2 separate regions of the Homo sapiens genome follow, and region 1 is linked to region 2. A link is a loop called in an ENCODE intact Hi-C map of the cell type or tissue named here. Cell type or tissue: heart left ventricle. All regions are shown on one strand. Links, peaks and the distances in the headings refer to the core of each region. The heading gives the core; the rest is flanking DNA. Region 1 has its middle 120 kb from the start of PBX1-AS1. Region 2 overlaps PBX1 (PBX homeobox 1).

The links. Hi-C counts contacts between places; a loop is a spot of excess contacts. Peaks named below come from ENCODE experiments on the same cell type or tissue, not always from the same donor. Only the 100,000 strongest peaks of a DNase experiment are listed, where the experiment ranks them.
Region 1: a loop joins it to region 2, with 2.4 times the contacts of the local background. A loop is called at or near these places in 2 of 110 quality-filtered maps.

Annotation. Positions count from the first base shown.
Region 1 is chr1:164,890,413-164,899,961 of GRCh38, forward strand. No RefSeq gene overlaps it. Among named protein-coding and RNA genes, the nearest start is that of PBX1-AS1, 120 kb to the left of the region's middle. In heart left ventricle, for the core only: no CTCF peak of the experiment used is centred there; a DNase peak (open chromatin) is centred at 4,829.
Region 2 is chr1:164,807,969-164,817,517 of GRCh38, forward strand. PBX1 (PBX homeobox 1) reads left to right here. Exons shown (of 9, transcript NM_002585.4): 6 at 4,022-4,181. Among named protein-coding and RNA genes, the nearest start is that of PBX1-AS1, 38 kb to the left of the region's middle. In heart left ventricle, for the core only: no CTCF peak of the experiment used is centred there; no DNase peak of the experiment used is centred there.

The DNA of each region.
Region 1 (9,549 bases), core at 2,234-7,233, 82 kb after region 2:
AGTCCCAGAGCACACTTTTCAGTATGTGGGACTTTACACATACACTGTATGTTAACTGATACCATTTTCCAGGGTCCGTTTGGACCCGCTCACAGAACAGTGCTTGTAACGATCAATTTAATGTGTCAACTTGACCGAGTCGCAGAGTGTCCAAATATTTGGTTAAACATTATTTCTGGGTGTGTCGGTGAGGGTGTTTCTGGAAGAGATTAGCATGCCCAAGGTAAGCGGCTTTAGAAGTTCTTACTAAGAAAGGGTGGCTCACGCCTGTAATCCCAGCACTTTGGGAGGACGAGGAGGGTGGATCATGAGGTCAGGAGTTCAAGACCAGCCTGGCTAACATGGTGGAACCCCATCTCTACTAAAAATACAAAAAATTAGCCGGGCGTGGTGGCAGGTGTCTGTAGTCCCAGCTACTCAGGAGGCTGAGGCAGGAGAATGGCATGAACCCGGGAGGTAGAGCTTGCAGTGAGCGGAGACCGCACCACTGCACTCCAGCCTGGGCGACCGAGCGAGACTCCGTCTCAAAAAAAAAAAAAAAAAAAAAGTCCTTACTAGGAAAGGAAGATTGAGCTGAACCAATCTTTTGATTGAATTGGTGGGCCGAGTAGAGTAGATGGCCTTCCCCGGTGTGGGTAAGCCTCATCCAAACCACTGGAGGTCTAAACAGAAAAAAAGGCTGAATAAAAGAGAATTTGCTCTCCATGTCTTACTGCTTAAGCTGAAGCATTGGTCTTCCCCTGCCCCTAAACTGGGACTTACACCATTACCATGCCTGCATCTTAGGGTTCAGATATGAATTAGAACTTACATCTTCAGTGCACTGGTTCTTGGATCAGAACTGAAACCTGGTTCTGGTTTTGGCCTTTGTTCTTGGATCAGAACCGAAGCCATTGGTTCTCCTGGTTCTCAGGTGGTCGGAAATAGGCTGGAAACTACACCTTGACTTTTCTAGGTCTCTAGCTTGCAGATGCAGATTGTGGGACTACTCAGTCTCCATCATTGTGTGAGCCAATTTCTCATAATTAATAAAGTTTATTAAATAAAACTTATATCTTATTGGTTCTGTTTTTCTGGGAAACGCATACTAATACAGTGTCCTAGCCAATTCCTAATAGATCAGCCTAAGTTCAATGTCTGTGTAATATACAGTTTTTCTTTTTTTTTTTTTTTTTTTTTTTGGAGCTTAGGGCTTATGGAAAACCTGCATAAAGCCACTTCCAGGCTTGTCCTCTACATCCATCCCAGACCAGGTAAAGTTCTTTGCTGCAGTCCTGCTCTGGCAAGTTCTGGCATCTCTCTCCCTGCTCTGGCAGAAGATTACTTGCTGAAGTGCTGCCTGTCCCAGGATGCTCACCCTGTTGGCTGTTCCTTTCTCTTTTTAAATGACCTGTCATTTTTCCCAACAGTAGGTGTCCCCACTGGCAGCAAGGTGATCAAGCACAGAACAGACCCTATTAAACTTCACTCTTGCATCTTCAGCAGATTTCCTGTTGATACCTGCAATATTTTAAAAGTCAGCTCCTCCTGGGGGAAAAAGGTAGGAGCATGAGGTGAGGGAGGGGATGAATGGTTTGTGCACCCCTTGAACTATTTCATCTTTTTAATTATTTTATTCTATTTCCATACAGATGCCTCTTTTGATGCTGTTTTAATTGTGATGGCTCTTACAGAAACTCTCTCTCCTGTTCAGAAAAAGGCAATAAAGTTTTCAGGGTTTTGTTTGAAAGCTTCTGGTTCACATGTGCAAATAATTTTAAAAAAGAGACCCTTTGTAAGGCAAGAGCTCAGAAACCTGCCTCCTATCTACCATGGATGTACCACAAGATTTACCTTAAAAGAGCAGATGGAAAACCTAGCATTGGCAGCTATGAAACATTCTCTAGGTCTGTTACCTGTTTCAAACCTCCACCACTGCCCGCTGTCAGCTCCCATTGACTCATGCATCTCTGAGCTTCTTAATACATATTTCCAAGTACTGGAATCTGTAGGGCTGGATGCAACTCACTCAGACTGGTTAATGGGCTTTGGGTAAGTTGGAGAGGCTATAAGGTGTGTTCAGCTCAATCTTCCTTTCCTAGTAAGAACTTCTAAAGCCACTTACCTTGGGCATACTGACCTTCAGCTGCACTTTGACATTGGAAGTATGATCTTCACAGCTTAATCTGATAACATGCCAATACTTAGCAAACTGCATCTGGATTGCTCTCATCTTTCCTGATAGGTAATATGAATACACACACACATACAGACACAGACAAAGGAACACACACACATACACGCATGCACGCACATACAAATACACACTCATAGCCTTCTTCACATGGTTGTCAGTTTTCCAGAACATCTTGGCACTGGCAGGACTGTCTATGCACTTCATGGAGGGGGCTGGGCTTAGTCCAGGTTTTGTGACAATGGAGTCTACAGAAGGGATGAAATCCAACATTTAGGCAAAGACAGGTGCCACCAATGCACCTGCATCCAGCCCAGTGCTCCACGCATTAAGCCTGTAGTGCTTTTAAATCATTCTTGGAGCTTTGCAAAATGTTTCTCCTGCCTAAGCTGTCTCTGGCCTCATACACCTAAGATGTAAATCTTTGCATGTAAGGCAGAGCAAGCGAGCATAAGTCAATGATTCCTGCCCCACTGGCAAACTAAAGCAGTGTGGGACCTTTCATTCCTTGTGCATCCCAGGTGGATGAGGACCTGGGAGGCAGAAATGGAAGAACAATGGAGGGAGAAACGAAGACATCCCACTGCCTCATCCTTCACATGCGTGCATGAGCACTGCATATACCACATGCCCTGTGCCCACTTTCTTTCCCTGCCTTTCCTGAGATTTGATTCTATTGAGAGTGTTGCACTCTAGAACACAGAGTGGCAGAGATGGAATGGGATTCAGGGGCTCAGTGAACTCAAAGCCAGTTACGTGATCAGGATTGACACTTTGTGTTATTTAACTCTTCATGTCTTTGTGTTTTACTTCTGATCTCAGCTTCTTAAAGTGGGCCACCAACTGTGGCTATCTCTGGAATCCCAACTTTGCCAAAACACAGCACAAAAGCATTTGCTGCTTTTATTTATGTATGAAGATGACCAGGAAAAGGATCTAGGCATAGGTGAAAGAGGGGTTGAGAATTTGCTAGGGTTGACCCAAAACCTGATCTGTCCCAGGTTATATGGGACACTTTCTCTTTGAGAGTGAATCTCTCTCTCTAAGAAAGTATTTCCTCTCTGAGGCCTATGCTGTATGGCCAGGAAACTTAAGCTGCTTTCCTGTAATCATAGAGAGTTGAGAGGGATCTCAACACTCATTTCATCTAATTCCCTTATTTAACAGATGAGGAAATTGATATGTTTCCTCATCTGCATTTTTCACTCATTATTTCATTTAGTCCTCACCATGCCCCGCTAAGGTGGGTGTTATTACTCCATCCTATGAGGGAGGAAACTAAGCATCACAGAGATGATGCGACTTGCCCAAGGCCACACAGATGGTTAGCAGTGGGGTCTGAGATTGACCCCAGGTAGCCTGACTCTCAGTCTAAGACCTTTCCATCTTAATCAAGGATCCCTTAATGTTAGTCTAAAGACTTACACAGGTTATTGATGATATTTTCATACAACTATGACAAATATGAAATATGTGCATATCAACATAACCTTGCAAACTTTCTTTCTCGAGAAAGCCTGTCTTTAATGAGACAATGCCCTTCCTACACTTTTGGTATTTAAAGATCTCTTCTTTATGAACTTATAATGATAATAAATAGTGGAGGTTTATATATTTGCTTGGCAAAACGGAACATTGTGAACTACATGACAGTCCTTAATGCTTTTAAAAATTAGGAATCCTGAAGTCTGGGAACACAGTACTCTGTGGCCATCTAGGTTGTTGCCTGCAGCATCCACCAATGTGAGCTGGAGATTACTACAAGCATTTGACTCGTCATCGTGTCAAGAAGTCATCACCAACGGCTCAGCAACATGGGGCCAAGACTCTGCCCTCATAGGGCTCAAAGCTCCTACCTGGTCAATCAGGAACCTGCACAGTCCCAAGAGTACTATAGGATGTATGGGAGGAAAGGGAGCCTTTCAACTGTCATGGGAGCCTGGGGGCTTGGGAATTGATGAGATTCCATATTTGACCATTCCTTCCCATCTCTGTCTGGGGTATCAGACAGGAGGGATAATGCAAAGAACTGAGAACTTAACCTGGTGTGCCCAACACTGCTCTCCTGGCCCCAGGTAAATAAGCTTAATAGGAAGAAGAGATGCTGTGGAGTGTACCAGCCATGATTCCAGGGCCATTACTTAGTAAGCATATGATCTTGAGCAGCTTCTTTTATGAGCTTTGCTGTGTTGCTCCAACAATAAAATATGTTGTATACAAAGCACCTATACAGGGCTGATACTTACTAAATGCTCAGTAAACATTCATTTTTGCCTCCTTTTAGCATATATTCTTTTCCTACTTTACCTCAAGAGTCAGTGCTAGGGAAAATTGTGAGTTATCTTGTCTTTGGTAACTTCATGTCACACTCTTGCACCTCTGGGTTCTTCCAGCCAGGGAAATGTTGTTTAATATCCAAATTCACACCGAATGGCTCAGAGTTTATGAGGAGAGGACAATGCTGGAGCAAAAGAAAAATTCTGGCAGTTCTGGCAGTGGTATTCCAGACCCCATGGCACCCAGCTGAAGGGGCTTTGCAGTCCCAGCCTCCCTGACACACAGCTGTGGGCCCGCTCTTTCCTCCCAGGCAGGAGGCCAGTCCTGGTGCCAGGCTTGGGCTGGGCACTGGAGCCTCTGCTGTCATTGCCCATCTTTCTCTTGTTCTGTGCACTTGGTACTACAGCTGACACCTGGGATGTCACATTCTGACATATGAGGCTATGGGGGTCAAGTGGGCAAGGGTGGGGGCGAGAACATGGCTTTCACAGCCAGGTATGTGTCAAACCAAATTCCACTCATGATTGGGTGTCTAGCTTGGAACTGATCTGGATCAGAGTGATGTGCTGAAGTCAAATGACAACGTCTGTCTGGCTGGGGCTTATCTGACAGGACGTGCTCCCTGGTGGGTCCCAGGGTCCAGGACAGAGGCTGCAGGGACAAGGGAGGGTGTGAGGCAAGTGGTGGTCCTTCCTCCTCTTTGCCTTGTCTTCACATTTGTTGCCAGCTCGTGCCTGCTGACATTTGAGCAGATTCTATTTATGCAAATAGGCTATTTTGCTTTATTTTGAGTCTCCTACATGCATGTAGACCATTAACTGTCACAAAGGTTTCTTTCCACGGTGGTGACTAACAGCACGGTCACTCACCCAGCAACAAGGAAGAGGCCTGACTGGGGAGGAAGAGTGTTTAATATTGATGTAAGTCCTGAATAAATGAGGATTTGTGAGGCAGCGTTAGAAGGCATTCAACAGCACAGGCTTTGAATTCAGACAGCCCTGAGTCTGAGTCTCTGCATTGACACTTATTAGCTTGATGGGCCTGGGCAACTTTATTTAATATCACTGATCCTCGGTTTCTACATCTGTAAAATGGTGACGTAATAATATACATTATATGGGAGTATTTTGAAGGATTAAGTGAAAATGCATGCAAAGCAGCTCTCTTTAGAAAGCTTGGACAATTTCTCAATATTATTATAGGAGGATTCTGATCTTCTGCCACTTGAGTTTTACCACTTTATGAACATTCTTTGTTTTGCTCTCTGTAATTAGGATAACAAGAGGGTACCAAAAAGAAGAAAGGAAAAGGAGACCCCGTGGTTGGTAGGCTGGAAGAAATACTAAGGAGAAGCAATTTGTTCTCTTGGGGACATTTCCACTGGAATGTTGTATCCTAGAAACTTCTTTAGAAAATTATACAAGGCTTGGCTGGGCGCAGTGGCTCACGCCTGTAATCCCAGCACTTTGGGAGGCCGAGGCAGGCGGATCACGAGGTCAGGAGATCGAGACCATCCTGGTTAACACGGTGAAACGCTGTCTCTACTAAAAATATAAAAAATTAGCCAGGCGTGGTGGCGGGTGCCTGTAGTGTCAGCTACTAGGGAGGCTGAGGCAGGAGAATGTCGTGGACCTGGAGGCGGAGCTTGCAGTGAGGCAAGATTGCGTCACTGCCCTCCAGCCTGGGCGACAGAGCGAGACTCCATCTCAAAAAAAAAAAAAAGAAAAAAAAAAGAAAATTATACAAGGCTTGTAGAGGTATAATTTTGTTTTTTAGAAACTTGAAAGACAGGGCAGGAGGATAACTACATATATTAATACTAGGGTATATAATTATTATTAATAGAAAATCAGGCCAGGTGTGGTTGTTCATGCCTGTACACTTTGGGAACCAGAGGCGAGAAGGTCACTTAAGGCCAAGATTCTGGGACCAGTCTAGGCAACATAAATACAAAAATTAGTCGGGTGTGGTGGTGCATGCCTGTAGTCCCAGCTACTCGGGAGGCTGAGGTAGAATTGCCTGGGAGGTTGAGGCTTCAGTGAGCTGTGATGGTGCCACTGCACACCAGCCTGGGCACCAAAGCGAGACTCTGTTAAAAAAAAAAAAAAAAGAAAAAAAGACAATCAGCTGCTTTCATTCTCCAAAATAAGTGTAGAAAGATAATAAGAAACGTTTCACTGAAACTATAACTTTGTCTTTGACCACGGAACAGAGGTGGGTGGAAGGCAATTGGGGAAAGAAGCCAATCAGCAACCTCCAGAAATTTCCTCTTTTTTTCAGTCACAAGGACAGTTTATTGGGGTAGCCGCTGACCTCATGCAAGCTGCTCCAAGTCAATGAAAGGGGGCAGCACTAGCAGTGTGCCAAGAGGCAAAAGACAGAAAAATAAAACTAGAGGATCCTTGGATACCAAAGCTGGGAAAAAGCACAAATTCAGATGAGAGGTTATAATGTAGACTGAGATAAGACAACAGAATTCCAAGGTTAGAGAGCAGTGAATCCAAGATGTTTGCAATGTGATGTCAACTTAAGCCTTTTTTGAAGTTTTCATTATGAACATTCCCAAACATGCTCACGAGTACAGAGTACAACATTACCCATCATCAAGCTTCAGCAACTATCAACTTTTCTCCATACTTGCTTCTTTTTTTACCCTCTTTTAATTTTGCTAAAATACATTGCAGATACTCCTAAACACTTCAGTATGCACTTTATTTTTTAACATAATCACAATGCCAATTTCAACATCTACTAAATTTAACAATTATTTATTAACAATACCATCTTGCAAGGTTGCCGTCTCTTACCACTGCTATTCAACATAGTATTGGAAGTTCTGGCCAGGGAAATCAGCAAGAAAAAGAAATAAAGGGCATCCAAATAGGAAGAGAGGAAGTCAGATTATTCCTGTTTGCAGATGACGTAGTTCTAGATCTAGAAAACCTCATAGTCTTTTCTAAATCTAGAAAGCCCCAAAAGCTCCTTCATCTAATCAAAAACCCCAAAAGCTCCTTCAGCTAATCAAAAACCCCAAAAGCTCCTTCAGCTAATCAACAACTTCAGCAAAGTTTCAGGATACAAAATCAATGTACAAAAATCACTAGCATTCTCATACACCAATAACAATCAAGCCAAGAGCTGAATAAGAAATACAATCCCACTTAAATACCTAGGCATACAGCTAACCAGGGAGGTGAAAGATTTCTGCAATGAGAATTACAAGACACTGCTCAAAGAAATCAGAGATCACACGAACAAATGGAAAACATCCCATGCTCATGGATAGGAAGAATCAATATCATTAAAATGGCCATACTACCAAAAGCAATTTATAGATTCAATGCTATTCCTATCAAACTACCAATGACATTCTTTGCAGAATTAGAACAAACTATTTTAAAACGTATATGGAAACAAAAAAGAGCCTGAATACCCAAGGCAATCCTAAGCAAAAAGAACAAACAAAGCTGAAGGCATCACGTTACCCAACTTAAAACTATACTACAAAGCTACAGTAACCAAAACAGCATGATACTGGTACAAAAACCAACACATAGACAAATGGAACAGAATAGAGAGCCCAGAAATAAGGCCACACAACTACAACCATCTGTTCTTTGACAAAGCTAACAAAAACAAGCAATGGAGAAAGGACTCCCTATTCAATAAATGGTGCTGAGAGAACTGCCTAGCCATATGCAGAAAAGTGAAACTGGGCATCTTTCTTACACTGTATACAAAAATAAACTAAAGATGAATTAAGGACTTAACTGTAAAAGTCAAAACTATAAAAAGTCTGGAAGACAATGTAGACAAATACCATTGTGGACATAGGAACAGGCAAAGATTTCATGACAAAGACTCCAAGAGCAATTGCAACAAAAGCAAAAGTTGACAAATGAGATCTAATTAAACTTTAAAAGCTTCTACACAGCAAAAGAAACTATCAACAGAGTAAACAGACAGCCTACAGAAAGGGAGAAAATATTTGCAAACTATGCATCTGACAAAGGTCTAATATCCAGCATCTATAAGGAACTTAAACAAATTTACAAGAAAAAAACAAACAACCACATTAAAAAGTGGGCAAAGGACATGAATAGACACTTTTCTAAACAAGACATATGTGCAGCCAATAAGTATATATAAAAAAGCTCAAACGGGCATGGTGGCTCACACCTGTAATCCCAGCACACTGGGAGGCCGAGGCAGGCATATCACTGGAGGTTGGGAGTTCACGACCAACCTGACCAACATAGAGAAACCCCATCTCTACTAAAAATACAAAATTAGCCAGGCGTGGTGGCATATTTCTGTAATCCCAGCTACTCGGGAGGCTGAGGCAGGAGAATCACTTGAACCCAGGAGATGGAGGTTGTGGTGAGCCAAGACTGCACCATTGCACTCCAGCCTGGGCAACAAGAGCGAAACTCCATCTCAAAAAAAAGCTTAACATCACTGATCATTAGAGAAATGCAAACCAAAGCCACAATTAGTACCATCTCACACCAGTGAGAATGGCTCTTTTTAAAAAGTCAAAAAGTAACAGATACTACTGAGGTTTCAGAGAAAAGGGAGCACTTTTACACTGTGCTAGTGGGAGTGATGGGAGTGTAAATTAGTTCAACCATTGTGGAAAGAAGTATGGTGATTCCTCAAAGAGTTAAAAACAGAACTACCATTTGATCCAGCAATCCCATTACTGGGTATATACCCAGAGGAATATAAATCATTCTATTATAAAGACATATGCATGCATATGTTCATTGCAGCACTATTCACAATAGTGAAGACATGGAATAAATCTAAATGCTCATCAATGACAGATTGAAGAAAGAAAGCATGGTAGATATACACCGTGGAATACTATGCAGTCATAAAAGAATAAGATGAGATCATGTCTTTTGCAGGAACATGAATGGAGCTGGAGGTCATTATCCTTAGCAAACTAACACAGAAACTGAAAACCAAATACTGCGTGTTCTCATTTACAAGTGTGAGCTAAATGATGAGAACACATGAACACAAAGAAGGGAACAACAGGCACTGGGACCTCCTTGAGGGTGGGAGAAGGGAGAGGAGCAGAAAAAAATAATTAT
Region 2 (9,549 bases), core at 2,551-7,550:
AGGTGTCTAAAGTGTACTAGGAAAGTTATCTGCATTCCTCATGCTGTTTTTTCAAATTCAGTCAATTCCTTAGCCATTTTTTGCCCAACCCAGGAACTTTAAGAGTCAGTGAATGGAACTAGTTGTTATATAGCCTTTTAAATGAAAGAACTTAAATGTCTCCTCTTGATGTGCTGACTCTATAACTGATGGGAGTGTAGGAATTTTAACATGTCACTGCGATTACATTGGAATGGTGAACAAAATGTCACTGAATGCCCCCTTCCCCCAAAGAGCAATAACCATAACAGGTGGTGTCTGATGACTTGGAAAGATACATGACATAAAATTTTTATAGGCCTAGAGTTTTCAACACGAATATGAAGCAGAGAAGTAGGCAATAATTATGTGTACGTGTATTTTGTCCACTCAAAAGATCCACCCAAACTTCTTATTCAGTCTGAACCTCAAATACCACCACTGGTTTCTAATTGAGAACCATAGTGATAATTCTGAAATCTATCGGAGAAGGTTTTTCTTAGAATTTTGTCACATGCAGGAGAATTAAATGTACTGATATTTCCATTAAAACTGGGGAGGGGAGGGAGTAGTGAAGGCTACTGTAGCGAGAAATTTCACTTACCATTTTTCAAATGAAGTAGATGCTCTTTTATATAAACTAAGCATCTGTACCTCCTTGAATTGAATCCTGACTTCTGTTAATCCCTGCAGGGTGCTGATCCCATCAACCTGTGTTTAGCTGTACAGAATTAGGTCCAGTCAGAATATAGAGCTCCACAAAAGTATTGACAATGAAGGGACTGTCCAAGCCTTCCCAACAAACTAAGATGATTTTACAGCAGCAAATATCCTTGAAAACATTCTTTCAGATAAAGCAGAATGAATTGACTCCTTTTTAACCTGGGCCTTCCTTAGGTGCTTTGACCCAGCTGGAGGTCATTTTTAGTCTTGACAGTTCTGGGAAACGGGAACGTCAGCGGTCAAACTCAAGTAGCCTAGTTTTTTCTAGGGCTGTCACCATTCTTATCCAAATCTAAACCCCTTTTCCACAAAAAAGGGAATTAATGCTTTTTGATACTTGCTACATGTTTGAGGAATGCTTCTAGGTATGGACCACAAATATGCAGCAAATATCAAATCACTGAATTTTATCATGGAACCTTCTGCTTTTAAAATATAATTAAATTACTACTGTCTGAATTCCAAGTGTGGAATTCAGAATTTCAACTTCCTGTTGAAGGTAAAAGGAATTCTCCTGGAGGTAATTTGTAGTATAGCTGGATACAAGTTAAAATCCTGATCTGTTCCCGCAACCTTCACTTCCTTCATTATGGAAACTCAAGGTACAAATAGTGTGTCCATTAAAATCCTTATTTACATATTGTGTCACCTTTCCCTTTCCTCTGTCCATGCCAAAGTCATGCCATTCTTTCTTCCCCATCACATCTGTCTCTCCCCAAAGCAACTAAGCTACCATTGCTAAACAAGTCCAATGGAAGACAGTATAATATGATGTCATAGAAGGAGCATTAAGCAAGGAGCCTATTTTTGACAAGAGTCAACTGTGGGATCCTAGGGAACTCACTCTTTCTTTTTGGATCTTAGTTGCCCCATTTACTAATCATGGTTTGTTGGATCACATGATTTATTAAATCTTTCTCCTAATTCCCAAAGCCAGGGAATACCTCTTGGGCTGTATCATTATTGTCTTTTTTTGAAGTCACAAATTCTTTTGAAATCTACTAAAAGCTATTGATTTCCCCCATGACCCAAAACAAAGATATGTTGCCCATACACCCAAATCCATCTGAAATCCGCCTATTGACTGTATCTCCTCAGATCCCTAAAGAGCCCTTTTTCTATACCAGAGCTACTCTAAGTGTGATCCACAGAATGCAGCATCAGCATCCCCTGGGAGCCTGTTAGAAATATAAATTCTTGAGTGTCACCCTAATTCTGAATCAGAATCTTTGAGGGTGAAATCTATAATAGAAATTTGTTTTAACAACTTCCCCATGAACACTTAACTTTGAAAAGCAATGTTCTATATGCTTTATCTGAGTGATCTTTTCCATGCTCACAGCTACAAATAATACCTCCATTTGAATACCTAATGGAACTTCTCCCCTGCAGCACCAAACTCATAAATTTTACTTCCTAATGGACTTCATCATGGCTCTGCCCAGAGGTTCTTCAAAATTAACTTGTTCAAAATGTGAATCAAACTCTTCCCATAAAACCTACTATTCTTTCTGTATTTCATGTCTCATTCTGTGTCTGTTATCTATACATCCCTAGTGCCTAACGCGTATTAGGCCCTTAGTCCATGACTGTTGAGTAATTAGTTCATTCATGATAACACTCATTTTATACATTGTCCAGATCATTGTCTGTTGGACAATGCAGGAAGTCCCTGAACTGACCTAGCACCTTCCTACCAGTTCCATTGTTGTCATTTAGAAGGGTATCATTCCCACAACATGTCCCCTCTTTACCCCCTTCAGCTCATATTTTTTTTACATATAATTGGACCTCAGGTATTTCTTCTTCAAAAGTCCTCTGAAATTATCTTCATCTTTTTCCCTTTTCTTTCAGCTTGTGCAGTTATCTGAGAAAAAAAATCTCCTTACCTTTTTTCTTCTTTTCCTATCCCATAAATCAAAAAGCAACCATAATTATGACTGATTCCTATGAATAGTGAAAGTTATGTCAAGAAAAACATAAATTTCAAAGTGAAACTAGATATGCAGTGATCCTGAAATACACCCAAAAGTGTCCTTCCTCCTCCAGTTTACCTCTTTTTCTGTAGACATCAGTGTTTACAATAAATAAAGCATTTTCTTATTGAATTTTTTTCTTTTTTGTTTAATATTGTGGTGGTACAGACTGATTTTTTTTTAAAAAAGAAAGGCTTGGCATTTCTGCTGTAGTATAAACTGTATAAGCCTTTCAGTGCTATCCTTATAAGATGTTTTAAGTTTGTTAATGCGTTTAAAAAATTAAGTATAGTTTTGCAACAGTTTTCTTTATCTGCCGTCGTTGGGAGTTAAATATCAATGATATGTAAGCTGTGGTACATGTGGGATCAACTCCCCCTTCCCTCACCAGATTCATAGTTTGTTTTGTAATTATATAAAAACATCGACATTTTAGTTCAAAATCATATCTGGAATGTGGGATATAAAACTTTCCTTCCCCGGGCAGGAATTATGGGGGTAAAACTTGAATTTAACTGTGTCTCCACTTGTGTCTGGCAGAGGTCTTGGTATGAAGGGAGCAGAGGTACCAGATCAAGCCAAGACACCTGCTGCGAACCACATGAAGGAAATAAATTAACAAATGAAAGTAAATTAGGTTTATTGTGTCTGCTGGCTTTAACATTTAAACCCTAGAATTCAAGGGGATAATCATTTGTATGCTACAGTTTTTCCTTATGTAGATAACACTAAGCTTTACACAAAATAGTCAGTGAAATCTGGTAGATTGAATTATATTGATCCTAAGGTCTATAGTGAAATACAGCTAAGAATCTCAGTCCACATTAAAGTTATGTAACTTCTAAAAATTTGCAATTAATCTATCACACGAAAGCACCTATATGGACATTTAAAGATCTGTGTATCTTGATGGCATCAAGCCAGCTTTCACATTGATAAACGCTAGGGGCATTTCTCCTGAAATGTTAGGTATATTTTAGTGTCATAACTGAAGATGTAAGCAAATTTAAAATGCTTGCTCTAAATTAAAAGGGTTCTAGCTTAAATGAGCAGCTCCTTTATAGGAAGATTTTTGTCACAGTGGTTTCGCTAAATTTCAGTTATATTAAACAAGAGAATCGCATTTTATGTAGTTGTCCTTTTGAAGCTCTTACTTCAGATCTTTTTACTGATGTTGCCAAATTATTATAGGATAAGACCAATTAGCTTACCTCTTCACCTCTCCCATAAAGCCTTTTTTTTCTTCTGCAATGTTTCTGAAGGATGAAATGTGAACTTTCTCATCTTCTCTTAAACTACTCTAGGTATCAAACTGGTTTGGAAATAAGCGAATCCGGTACAAGAAGAACATAGGTAAATTTCAAGAGGAAGCCAATATTTATGCTGCCAAAACAGCTGTCACTGCTACCAATGTGTCAGCCCATGGAAGCCAAGCTAACTCGCCCTCAACTCCCAACTCGGCTGGTTAGTTTTTTCTTTGATTGGGGGTGGGGGAAGGAATTGTTCTCCATTTTTATACTGGCTGTTCCTACATTGGGATTTTCTTTTAATTTGTTAGGCTTTTGATTGGTTAATTTCTGTATTTGATTGTATTTTTGGATGTTAATGTCACTTTGGGCTCTTTCTTTCATTTCCAAAGAGCAATCTGTTAGACTTTTTACAACGTGGGTTGTCTGGAGGTTTGCATTAATTTGTCTATTAAGTTAAGACCAAAGTAAATTGGTTAGCTTGAAGAGACCTCTAAATTCTCCTCTCAGGGATATCAATAAGTAAGTTAGACATAGTGCTTAGAGATAGTCTATTGGGATTCTGTCATTTGGCCTGTTTTATATAAAGCTTTTATCCTTGTCAGTTTTGCTGTTCCAACAACATAATGTCTGGGTCACTTATTAGCATGCATTCTATGCAGAAATATTTACTCTTCTAGCAAATATCTTATTAGAATGCTTTGGTATGCAAAGCCAGGCTATGAATATTTCTATATATTGTTTATAGTTGTTGTTCTTTATTGTTTTTTGTTGGTCTTCTTTATGATTATCGGTCATGAGCTATGTAATAGGCTTTGTTTCAGGAAATATGCATTATATCACTAATTTAAGAGTTTAGGTCAAAATACTATATTTTGGGGTGTGCCTTGTGTCATCAGTTCAGAATTTCTACATGTGAAAAAATGTAGTTAATAATGCAAAAAATATAACCTTTGTGTTTGTATGCTATGGAAGGCATGTGGTAATTTTTTTTTCCCTTTGGTAAAGGAAAGACAAGTATTTTCTCATTAAATAAGTTTGGTTTGACTTTGATTAGGGTGCACAGCTAAGAAAACTGATGATTCTAACTTAAAAGGTTACCAATTTAAATATGTTTGATCGTAATATGATTACAAACCTAATGTCTAACATTTTTTAGAGTATGTGGTATCTTTGACCACAAAGCTTGTTTGTCCACTAAAATAAGTTTTCTTACAGCGACTCGTTACTGGAGAAATGTAGGGTTCCACAGACTGATGTCTTCTGTGAGCTTCCAGATGCATAAATTTGTTATGATAAGGTCCTCCAAGTCACTGGGCTATACCCAGCACTTCTTTTGTGGCCTTCTTTTATCTAAATGGAATCATGCATGAAGAGTAGCCTGGGCTTTTTCAACATGGATATAATAAAACAATGTAGAATTCAATCCAGTTTTAATTTTCCCAGCACTGCAGGTTAGATTCCTATGAGGAGCATATTTACTTTTTTAGAAATATTTTGTTTTTTTCTTCCTCCATCATGGTGTGATTGACAAGGGATCAAAGCTAACAGGTTCAATAACCAGAGAGAGTTCCATCTTCTCCATCTGGTCAATTATTAAGAATTTCAGACCCAACAACACCAGTTGAACTGTGCTGCTAGGCAGACATTTTCACTTGTCTCTTTGGAAGAAGTACAATTCTGTCAACATTAGCAAAAATGCACTCAACACTCCTGCAAAGGTTATCATAATGCAAAACGATATCAAAATGACTTTTTCCTGTCCCTGGTATATCTGCATCGCAGATGGCTTAGCATGATTTATGACTAGTCCTTAGAAAAGCCCTGTGGACTTTCTTCATTACTAAATTTGTAACTATTTATTCTTTCCTAAAGCCCTTAAAAGAGAAAAATAAGCATTTTAACCCTCTATTCTGTGTTTAAGAAATATGGTTGCCTCTTATGGAATGTCAGACTATGATTACAGTTTTCTAAGGAATTTTTTTCTGGTGGCTTAAACATCATGTGACTATTCTGAGCACAAAGTAAATTATTATGGAAAATTTGAGCTAAGCCTTCCAATTGTGCGTAAGTTGTTGGAAATAATCTGCACAGGAACCCCTTTGTAGTGCTTTTTCTAAAGTAGAGGCAAAAGAAAATACTATTGTATGTGTGCAATAGCATGGAATTTTAAAAGATAAACATTTTAACAGGAAAAGTTATAAATGGGCTTTTCTGTATTTTCTTTTGCTCTTAACCAACCTAAATCATCCACACAGGTAAAGTAGAACTTTAAAATGTTCAAACTTTTCACATAAGGTGTTTATTATGTTATGTACTTGCTCTTCAATAATTTGGAAAGATAAATGATAATTGAAATAAATTTTAAATAAGAGGTTAATATGTGAAAATATATTTTGGCAGAGTTTGAAGTCTAGAGTTGTAGAACCTAGGAACTTTTCATAACCTCAGTATTGAAGCAGAAGTTTTTTTTTCAGAGTTTTACAAAATATAAGTACTCATTTCTATTGTAAAGAAATATATTTCTGGCTGGGTGCAGTGGCTCATGCCTGTAATCCCAGCACTTTGGGAGGCCGAGGCGGGCGGATCACGAGGTCAGGAGTTTGAGACCAGCCTGGCCAATGTGGTGAAACCCCGTCTCTACCAAAATTACAAAAATTAGCTGGGCATGGTGGCGTGCACCTGTAGTTCCAGCTACTCGGGAGGCTGAGGCAGAAGAATCCCTTGAACCTGGGAGGTGCAGATTGTAGTGAGCTGAGACCGCACCACTTACTCCAGCCTGGGCAACACAGCGAAACTCCAACTCCAAAAACAAAACAAACAAACAAACAAAAAAACCAAATATATTTCTTTGCAAGTAAATCCTCTTCCTGCTAGAGGCTTCTGTATGGAGAACAGCACTTCAGTAAGATTACTTCCAAATATTTCTATTTATTGATATGTTCCATGTCTCCTATCTTCTTAAGCATAATTTTTTTTTTAAATCACTTAAGACTAAAACCCGGGGGGATTAGCAAGCATTTAGAGACATTTAGCATGCTTCATAGTTTATACCAGCAAAGTGAGACAAAATGGATGAAGCAAAGAGGAAGAATAGAAGGAAGGAGAGAAAGTTAAATTTTGAAAAAAGAAAGCAAGAATAGGGGCCAGTTGAAGCACTGGTTAAAACCTGGGGTCTATAATTCTTCTGTAGTGGCCTAGAGTAATGCATTCTTAATTTCTTAATTTCGATGAGATTATAAAACCTCAGAAAAATGAGGCCCTTTCAAGAAGCTTGGATTATCTTCTGCAGAGGATTTTAACATCCAAGAAGAAAGAAATTGACTTGTGCATTACAGATGTTCACTGTGGCATGCCATCAGCGTTGAAATTATATCACATTCTGTGATTAGATCAGTGGTAGTGGGCTTACTGAAGCTCAGAACCCCAAGATTGGAATTCTTTTGCTTAGCTGTGTGTTTGTGTCAAGGACAACAGCAAATTCAACCATGAAAGTTCTTCCTCTAGCACTATTTTAGTCAATGGCAAGCCCATATACATAATCTTGTAATACCCCTGTATTAGTCCATTCTCACGCTGCTATGAGGAAATGCCTGAGACTGGGTAATTTCTAAAGGAAAGAGGCTTAATTGACTCAGGTTAGCATGGCTGGAGAGGCCTCAGGAAACTTGCAGTCATGGCAGAAGGTGAAGGGGAAGCAAGGCAGCTTCTTCATAAGGCAGCAGGAAGAAGTGCCGAGTGAAGTGGGGAAGAGCCCCTTATAAAACCATCAGATAGATCTTGTGAGAACTCACTCACTATCACAACAGCATGGAGGAAACTGCCCCCATGATTCAATTAAGTTCACCTGGTCTCTCCTTTGACCTGGGGACCGTGGGGATTATGGGGATTACAATTCAAGATGAGATTTGGGTGGGGACACAAAGTCTAATCATATCAACCCCTAAAAAGAGGTTTGGTGTTTTTCAGGATTGATGAAAGGTTATTATATTAAAACTCAGAGCCTTCATGCCCTATGAGAAGTTTTTATATAATACACACAGAGAGAAGGTAACACATACAGAGAAGTTGACTAAAACTTTAGTAAATCCACAGGAATTCTTATAATTTTGTTTTTTAAAACCAAGTGAAAATATTTATCCCACTGATGTTTTATCTCATGTCTTTCTTAGTATGATTCTCCTCTTTATTTTTGATTGAAGAGTGAAAACAATTTGTCCTGGAATTGGAACTCTACAACCTTGAGATACATACCTATTGAAGGGTTTTCACATTCAACCAGACAACACTTTACTCTTTTGCTTTGTCCCAAGTAGAAAGTAACAATGAATTTTGGAATTCACAAAGGGAAATGGAAAAGCAAGCATGCATGGGACATAATTTAAGCTTACATCTAGTAAAAAGGGCCTATCCTTTGAGCTCCCAAATGGTATGAGAGTCCAATCTAATCAAGCTGAATCAGGCTGGCCACATAATCTATCTGAAGTCTTGATTTCTAAACTACAGAAAATGGCAACTACTTCATTAAAATACTGTAAGGAATATTGAGTGAATACATTTAAACACTGAATTCCTTAAAAGGAAAAAGTAAATCCGTTCTTGCTCTAGGTCTTTTGTTCTCATCTAGGGGCAAATTTGTACTCCCAGGGGACATTTGGTACTATCTGGAGCTATCTTTGGTTGTCACAATTTTGAAGGGAGGTTGTTATTGGCATCTATTGGATAGAGGATAACCATTGTAGGGCTAACCAGCCTACAATGCATAAGATAATCTCCCACAATAAAGAATATTTGGCCCAAAATGTCAGTAGCAACAAGGTTGAGAGATCCTATTCTAGGTTTAAGCTTTATCATTATTATTATTATTATTATTTTTGGATTATGAAGTTAACTGATTTTTTTTATTGTTTTTTGCTTTTAATTTTTTTGTTTTTCTTTAACAAATTTAAGTCTCCTGAAGATTCTTTAGAGTAGAAATGCAATTTTCTGGAACTTGTCTGATGAAAATGGATGTGGACACTTTACCACATCATGATGTCTGCCCAAGCAAATGCATTATAATCATAAGTGATCCAGTATTTCTTCTCTGCCTAGTTGAGTGTAGATTTAGTTCTGCACATGCCCCAAATGTCTGGGTGGCAGTTTAAATGAGCTGCTTGCCTTCCTTCCCAAACCAAATTCAGAACCTTTTAACTGACAACCACATCTTAAAATGTGCTTCTAATGGTAGCTGATGGCTTCAAAACAGCCTGCAGGTAAGGTTTCTGAATGATCTTCTCAGCAAGCCAAGTCTTTCTGTTTCAGTTCTTTGAGAATGCCACAGCACCTCCAAGAGAGCCCATTCACTATTTGTCAGTGGATCGTGTGCTTCCCAGGAGGTTATCCATTCCATGATAAATTCTTTCCAACTTGCAGTGCTGGGTAGAGAACATGTCCTCCCCTTGTAGTTCAGATGTTTTTGTGGACTTCCGTCTGCTTCATTGTGGTGTTAGTGGCACCTGGTCTCTTCCCTCAGCACAGTCAGTGCTTCTAGATACTTATCAGAGAGTGAGAAGCCATGGTAATATTGTACATGGGTGTACAGA